Linked DNA regions of Homo sapiens: region 1 is linked to region 2. A link is an interaction called in ENCODE POLR2A ChIA-PET data of the cell type or tissue named here. Cell type or tissue: CD4-positive, alpha-beta T cell. All regions are shown on one strand. Region 1 overlaps MTHFD2 (methylenetetrahydrofolate dehydrogenase (NADP+ dependent) 2, methenyltetrahydrofolate cyclohydrolase). Region 2 overlaps SLC4A5 (solute carrier family 4 member 5).

The links. ChIA-PET counts read pairs that join two places held together with the same protein. Peaks named below come from ENCODE experiments on the same cell type or tissue, not always from the same donor. Only the 100,000 strongest peaks of a DNase experiment are listed, where the experiment ranks them.
Region 1: POLR2A ChIA-PET joins it to region 2 with 7 read pairs; 4 of 35 experiments call an interaction of 5 or more read pairs at or near these places.

What each region holds. Positions count from the first base shown.
Region 1 is chr2:74,203,899-74,207,898 of GRCh38, reverse strand. It overlaps MTHFD2 (methylenetetrahydrofolate dehydrogenase (NADP+ dependent) 2, methenyltetrahydrofolate cyclohydrolase), which reads right to left. Exons shown (of 8, transcript NM_006636.4): 2 at 2,010-2,194; 3 at 73-195. Among named protein-coding and RNA genes, the nearest start is that of MTHFD2, 7.3 kb to the right of the region's middle. RefSeq lists enhancers at 1,432-1,531, 1,062-1,641. In CD4-positive, alpha-beta T cell, no CTCF peak of the experiment used is centred here; DNase peaks (open chromatin) are centred at 1,568 and 2,068; H3K4me3 peaks cover 1,075 bases; H3K27ac peaks cover 1,910 bases.
Region 2 is chr2:74,288,883-74,292,882 of GRCh38, reverse strand. All of the region lies in intron 7 of SLC4A5 (solute carrier family 4 member 5), which reads left to right. Among named protein-coding and RNA genes, the nearest start is that of SLC4A5, 53 kb to the left of the region's middle. RefSeq lists enhancers at 2,301-2,360, 2,105-2,605, 2,606-3,106. In CD4-positive, alpha-beta T cell, no CTCF peak of the experiment used is centred here; DNase peaks (open chromatin) are centred at 1,682 and 2,172; H3K4me3 peaks cover 534 bases; H3K27ac peaks cover 1,875 bases.

The DNA.
Region 1 (4,000 bases), 85 kb after region 2:
GAGAGAGAGAGGGAGGGAGAGGGAAAGGAGCAGAAGCAGCAGCAATCATGTTAAATGGAGTCCAAAACTCACCTGGAAGAGGCAACTGAACAAGGAGGCCATCTACATTATCATCATTATTCAGTTTATTGATTAAATTCAACAATTCTTCCTCTGAAATTGAAGCTGGTTTCATAATTGTCTCACTGTTGATTCCTATTATAAGAAATTTTGAGGTTAAAAAAATTTTTGAGGCATTTAATGAGCACTGCTATGTTGCCTACCATACTTGGCTACCATACGGGTTTTGTATCATCACACTCATCCCTAAAAGCTGAAGTAGCTCAAGGAACCTAAAAAAGTAACTTCACAAATATATACACCAGAGAATACTAGCTTAACACATCCTGTATACCTCATTCTATGCAATCTTCATTAACCTTATTTTACAGACAGACTGAGGCTCAGAGAGGTTTAAAAATAAGCGAGCTAGGCCAGGCACAGTAGCTCACGCCTGTAATCCCAGCACTTTGGGAGGCCAAGGCCAGCGGATCACGAGGTCAGGAGATGGAGACCATCCTGGCTAACACGGTGAAAACCCGTCTCTACTAAAAATACAAAAAATTAGCCAGGCTTGGTGGAACGCGCCTGTAGTCCCAGCTACTTGGGAGGCTGAGGCAGGAGAATCGCTTGAACCTGGGAGGCGGGGGTTGCAGTGAGCTGAGATCGCACCACTGCATTCCAGCCTGCGCAACAGAGCGAGACTCCGTCTCTAAATAAATAAATAAATAAATAAGCGAGCTAATAATACAGCCAGTCTTTCTGGTTCCAAAATCCATGTTCTTTTTTTCTGCACCACACTACCTCCCAATGTCTTAAAATGCCATGGCTTGGCCAGGCACAGTGGCTCACGCCTGTAATCCCAGCACTTTGGGAGGCTGAGGCAGGCGCAGATCACCTGAGGCAGGTGGATCACCTAAGGTCGGGAGTTCGACACCAGCCTGACCAACATGGAGAAACCCCATCTCTACTAAAAATACAAAATTCGCCAGGCATGGTGGCCCATGCCTATAATCCCAGCTACTCGGTAGGCTGAGGCAGGAGAATTACTTGAACCCGGGAGGCGGAGGTTGCGGAGAGCCGAGATCACGCCGTTGCACTCCAGCCTGGGCAACAAGAGCGAAATGCCGTCTCAAAAAACAAAACAAAATGCCATGGCTTGCCATTATCTAGAGGTTTCTAAAGGCTTTCAATTAAAAGAGCAGGAGGCCTCACTCCTCAATAATAAAGAACAGAGAAAACCACAGGCTTACAGGCCAGTAACCCCACCCAGCCACGCGAGTGGTTTCACAGCCCTTCGAAGGAAAGGCCACCTGCTGCTCAGACCACAGGCCCACAGATGGGCAGGCAGAGGCATATCTGAGCCTGCCCACCCACCTCTTGTCCACAGAGACACAGTAATCTGTGGTACCGTGAGACCTAGAACACAAACCCCATCATCCAGACCTGAACTGCTTCTAAACTGCATGTTTGGCTTTAGAACCAATCGGTGAAGAACTTGAAAGCTATTTCCCAGAAGTCAGAGTCATTTCCTTCAAATCTACGACTGTGTTCCTGACCTCATCACTGAGGTCACCTAATACTGTATTGCTCAATCATGCCCCCTAAGCCTCTAAGGCTTTAAGCTGCAAACACTCAAACACCTCCACTGGAGACCCATTATTGCTCAAGGAAAGCAAATGTAAAATGCATTCAGGGTCACCTATCAAATATAAAGACTAAGAACAGAATGTAGCTTATATTCTTTCCAGAAGCCACAGAGAATACCAACCAGTATCTCCTGTCCTACTGTATAAACCCCGAAAGATATAGTCTGATTTCCTATGACAAAGTTTTGGGATACAGTTCAATCACATTAGCCTCCTCTGCTTGGGTTTCCTAATCAGAAAAAAGAAATCATAAATTAGAATGGACTTTGCCTCATATAAACCTCAACTGAACCGCAGTCGAGGTCTCAGAAGGACACATACCCACAACTGCAGCTGCCCTGGTTTTGTTGAGGACATAGGAGTGACTTGCAGGATTCTCGCCAACCAGGATCACACTCAGGTGTGGCCGTTTGTTGCCTGAGGCCACCCACTCTTCTACCTCCTGCCGCACTTCCTGCTTGATCTGCTGGGCCAGTTTCCTTCCAGAAATGACAACAGCTTCATTTCTGCAGAAGGCAACAGAGTCACAAAACCAAATAACTTGAATTTTTATAAAAACTAAAACTCTGCCAGGTGTAGTGGCTTATGCCTGTAATCCCAGCACTTCGGGAGGCCGGGGCAGGAGGATGGCTTGAGCCCAGGAGTTTGAGACTGGCCTGGGCAACATGGCAAAACCCTGTCTCTGCTAAATAAATAAATAAATGAATGAATATATCCAGCTACATATGGAGGGGGATAAAGTTGATAGAAATCATTATTATCATTAATTTGAAGCTCAGGGAGTTTAAGTGACTGACAGCGCTTGGTCAAGCTGAGTCTCACATCAGTCTGGGCTCTTAACTGCTACACCACCCTGCGCCCTGATCATTACTAAGTGTTTTACAGTTTTAATTTGCAATTGTTTGACCCCTCACCATGAGGTTAAATAGTTTTTCTTATCTGCTTATATGCCATTTGTAGTTCGTGTTTTGTCCCTGTTGTTAGCAGCCAGGCATGTATTTCAAATCATTTCCCAGTCAACTGACTTCATTTTTATGGTGGTTTAAATCGATAAATTATATTCTGTAGTTGAATAAACAAACAATATAGGCCGGGCACGATGGCTCACGTTTGTAATCCCAGCACTTTGGGAGGCCGAGGAGGGCAGATCACAAGGTAAGGAGTTCGAGACCAGCCTGGCCAACACATGAAACCCTGTCTCTACTAAAAATACAAAAATTAGCTGGGCGTAGTGGTGGGCTCCTGTAATCCCAGCTACTCAGGTGGCTGAGGCAGGAGAATCACTTGAAACCAGGAGGCAGAGGTTGCGGTGAGCTGAGATTGTGCCACTGCACTCCAGCCTCGGTGACAGAGCTAGACTCCGTCTCAAAAATAAACAAACAAACAAACAACATACTGGACAGGTCAAACATCAAAATGACCACCACTCCCCACAGTCCCTTCTGGGGAAGACTTTCCTGGTAAGAATAGGGGCAGGGCAGGGGACTGGAGGAAGCTCCTTCTCACAGTTGGCAATGTGCTCTTCCCAGGGACCCCACCATATCATCCAAAGCTGACAGACCAGGAGTGAGTATGTGACGCCAAGGGCAACAATCTCTAGGCTGGCCAGTGGTCCAGTTGGCGCAAAAGCTTAGCTCAACAGAGCAGTGAGAGTTAGTTGAACCAGTAAGAGCTCGTCCCTGAGGCAGTTCAAACTAGAACCACAGAACAAAGACAGAAAGAATAGGCAGAATAATAGTCACACCAATGGGAGACAACAGGGCAAGAAATCAGAAAACTGTTGCTGAGGTGGGGAGCAAGAAGAAAAATCAGGATCTAGAAGAACCTCCAGTTCCCAAAACCATGTTCAGCTGCCCGAAAGGCTGTCTCTTCCCAAAGAGAACTGCTTATGCAACTCTTCCTGGGTTCCATGAAACCCAAATGTGGAAGAGTCCCAGTTTTCCTATTTTCACACATGTCCTTACAGTAAAGTGCCCATTACTTAAAGATGAGCATCTGGCCCAGCGTGGTAGCTCAAGCCTGTAATCCCAGCACTTTAGGAGGCCGAGGAGGGTGGATTGCTTGAGGTCAGGAGTTCCAGACCAGCCTGGTCAACATGGCAAAACCCCGTCTCTGCTAAAAATACAAAAATTAGCCAGGCATGGTGGTGCGCGCCTATAATCCCAGCTACTCAGGAGGCTGAGGCAGGAGAATTGCTTGAACCCAGGAGGCAGAGGTTACAGTGAGCTGATATCACCCCACTGCACTCTAGCCTGGGCGACAGAGAAAGACTGCATCTCAAAAAACTAAACTAAACTAAACTAACTAAACTA
Region 2 (4,000 bases):
CAAAGCTGACCGTGTAGCCACCCATCAGGGAGCCGATGAGAGAGAGAATGTCTGAAAGGACTTGCCCAGAGCTGAGGACCCCAGGATCGTGTCCTGATGTTGACTTCCAGATGGCCATAATGGCTCCCAGATCTTTACTAAGAGTTGAAGTCCACACTGCTTGCTAGTTTGCAGGCCACTAGATCATTTTGTGCTAAGTCAGTCCCCACCCAGTAAAAGCATGATTCTTTGTGTGGCTTTAGTGTGCCTCCTGAAGCGGTCCCCATGGAGGTTATGTTTCTCCCAGCAACTGCTGTTAGAATCCATTCCTATAGTTGGGCTGGCACTTTGTGACTCTTGCTGTTAGCTATAGAACAGAGGGGCTATTACCTGTGGCATTTCTCATTATGTGGATTAACTTCTGACGTGCTGCACACATGTGGGATCCGCAGGGCATTAGAGAAACCCTGACCCAGTGGCCCAGCATGTGGTGAGCTAAACCTTCTGTGGGCAGAAGGGAGGGGCAGAGACAGCGTAGGGGCCTGGGATGGAGGGCCAGAGGTAGCATGGGAGGAGCATGGAGTCTAGAAGCTGAGAAGGATTGGGCCCTTGGAATGTTTAGAGGGAACAGGCTGGTAACTGGTAGTAACAGAGGAAGCATCTCACCTGCTGGCATCAACAATAATAGCAATATCACCTATTGAGTGACTGGTGTACACGAGTGCTGTGCCAGCCAGTCACATTACATGTATTATCTCATTGAATCCCTGCCACAGTCCAGTGAGGGGGGCGTGATTATTACCGCTTCATAGATGAGGAAACTAAGGCTCAGTGGGAGCTTGATGTCTTGCCAGGATCCTACTGCTAGTAATAGCAGAGTCTGGAGTTGAGCCCAGGTCTGGGCTCTTAAAACACCACATGAATAAAGAGGGTCTTTTTGGGATCCTTGGCCATCTTTTTTTGGGTATTGAGGCCACCCACAGGGCCTGACTTGGTGTGGCCTGCTGTGGCCACTCAGAAGGAGCTGGGTCAACCTCAGCCACAGTGCAGTGGAAGCTGCAGAGCCTGGGACCCTCAGGCAGGGCCTGGTGTCCTCTGCTTCTGTTTTCTCAGCTTTAAAACGGGCATACTTGTGGCCACGTGTGATGGCTCACACCTGTAATCCCAACACTATGGGAGGCTGAGGCGGAAGGATTGTCTGAGCACAGGAGTTCAAAACCAGCCTTGCAAAACATAGCAAGACCCTGTCTCTAAAAATAAAATAATAAAATGGGCGTACTTGATCCTCGAGCCTCAGGTATGAAAATGTCACCAGTGGAGCCAGCCTCAATGGGGCAGTGTAGGGGGAGAATGTCAGATGTCTGTTCTCCCCCAGGCTCTGCTAACCTGTGTTGGGGCCTAGGGGGCCTATGGGGTAAACTGGGTCTTGGTTTTCTCATCCGTGAAATGAAGGGTTTGGACTTGACCATCACTAAGCTCCCTCCCAGCTCTAAGACTTAGTGAATTCAGGGTTTGTAACTCCCTGGAGCAGCCACCACTCAGTGACCTCCAATCAACCTTGGCACATTCTAAGTACTCAGTAAGCACTTGTTAAACCAAACCCAGGAGATTAGGAGTTTCTCAGAAGAGCAAAATAATTCCCCAGTGGAGTTTACCTCACACTCTGAAGTGACGAGCTTCCACTGTCCGTGGGCTCTCAGAAAACACCTGCCGAGTGGTGACACTTGGCACTTTGCCTGAGAGGTGGAGGAACAGGAAGTGTATCAGGAGTTTGGGTTTAAAGTTGGGGAGGAAAGAAACCAGCTACATAGCACATTATCGAGCACTGCTTGGTCAGTGTGAGACCCCACAGCAAACACTCCCCTCCAGCAACCCCACTCCACCTTTGGGGCTGTGTGGTGGAGAGGAAGGGCCCTGCTAGGTTCCTCTCCAGCCAGCTCACCTGCCACCAAGGCTCCTAAGGAGGCCCTGGGGAATCTCACAGCACATCCTACCCCTGCCTTTATAAAGGGGCCTGCAGAGAGGATCCTGGGCTCTCCTAGAGACCACAGGCACATAGGAAGCACTCATGGGGAAGGGGGTAAAGGGGCAGTTTTGCCAGTCCTCTCACAGGTCCTCAGCTGCCACCACCCCTGCTGCTGTGGAGACCCGGCTTCCTGCTTGAGGTTCTGCTGCAGCCACTGAGCCTTTCTCTCTCTAGTGCACCTGAGATTTCTCTCTCACCCTCTCACTTCTCTCTCTCTCTTGCTCACTTCTCTCTCTCTCTCTCTCTCTCTCTCTCACTTCTCTGTCTCTCTCTCTGTCTCTCTCTCTCTCAGATCTTTAATTAACTCAGTGTAGCTTTTCTCTCTCAAACACTTTTGCATAATCTTTCTCACACTTACACTTACCACACCTATATTCTCTCTACATATAGCCTCTCTCTCCACCTCCCCAGTCCTTCACACATTCCTTTTCTCTCTCTCTTTTTCTCCCCTCAAACCCCCCTTCTTCTCTCCCCACACCTCCCCTGGTGCTTAACTGGAAACAAAAGTGAGTTTGTTGTGTGAAGAAGAGGACCTGTGGAAGTAGCAGCCAGGGAGGCAGCAGCGGAAGCAGGCTGGGGCCAGAGGCAGCATCGACAGCCAGGGACCCCAGCGCTCAGCTGTTCCAGGGAGCAGGTAATGCCCCAGGCAGAACTGGTTTGCATCCTGCTCTCTGCCTGTCTCCTCTCTCCAGGACCTGTCCATTTATTTGCCTTCTTGTCTGGCCTTGAAGGGGAAAGGGGATTCCAGACTTAGGGAATGGCAGGCACAGGGGCCCAAGGAGTAGCATGCCCTCCTCTTCAGGGATGTGGTCTGCTGTGGCTGGGGTCGGGGTGGCTGGGTGAGGGACATGCTAGAACCTAGAAAGGCAGGTTAGGGCTATATTATGAGGGGTGGTTTGAGCCATGTCACTGACCCCTAGGCTTTAGGCAATAGAGAGACATTGAAAGTTTTTCAACTGGTGAATAACATAATCAAATCTACATTTTATTTTATTTTATATTTTATTTTCTTTTTCATGCCATCCTCCAAGGTACATCAAATCTACATTTTAAAAGAGTAGTTACTGATTTCTGATCCCAGGGAGAATTGGTATGGCCCCTCAGAATCAAGCAGTCACAGTTTTCTCAATTTTAAGAAAAAATAAGGTTATTTTCTCAATTGTTGGTTTTTTGTCTATAAAATTTCTTTAAACATTTGGTGTCTGCTAGCAAGCGCCAGCAATCAATAAGACAATGGAAAGGATGTAAGTTAAAAGTAATAGGCTGGGTCCAGTGGCTCATACCTTTAATCCTGGCACTTTAGGAGGCTGAAGCAGGTGGATTTCTTGAGCTCAGGAGTTCGAGACCAGCCTGGGCAACATGGTGAAACCTCGTCTCTACAGAAAATACAAAAATTAGCCAGGCATGGTGACATGAGCTAGTACTCCCAGCTGCTCTGGAGGCTGAAGTGGGAGGATCACTTGAACCCAGGTGGTGGAGGTTGCAGTGAGCCAAGATTGTGCCACTGCACTCCAGCCTAAGCAAAAGAGTGAGACTCTGTCTCAAAAAAAAAAAGTAATAGAAAAATTGAGAAATTTAAAATTCATTTAAATACATGAGTCCATGAGTTCTGTAGATAATAGTGTGTTCTGCTAGTAAAATGATTTCTAACTCATATGTATAGTGTTTTATGGTGCTATTCAAAGAGAACCATGACTCCCAGGAGCCCATTGTGTGAACATGTTTGAAATGTTTTAAAAGCACACTCTACTGCTACATAGGGAATGGGATTAAATGGGACAACCAGAGGCAATGGCAACAGTAGGTGGCTATTGCAGTGATAGGAGCAGATGATGAGAGCCAGAACCAAGATGGTGGCAATGGGTGGGGAAAAAAGGAGAGAGCCAAAAAATGTTTATGAAGCAAATGAAAGACATTAGTGTCCAGTTGGACATGAATTGTGAAAAAGAAGGAGCTTCAGGAATGAGTCCAGCATTGTCTAGATGGGTAGGTGGC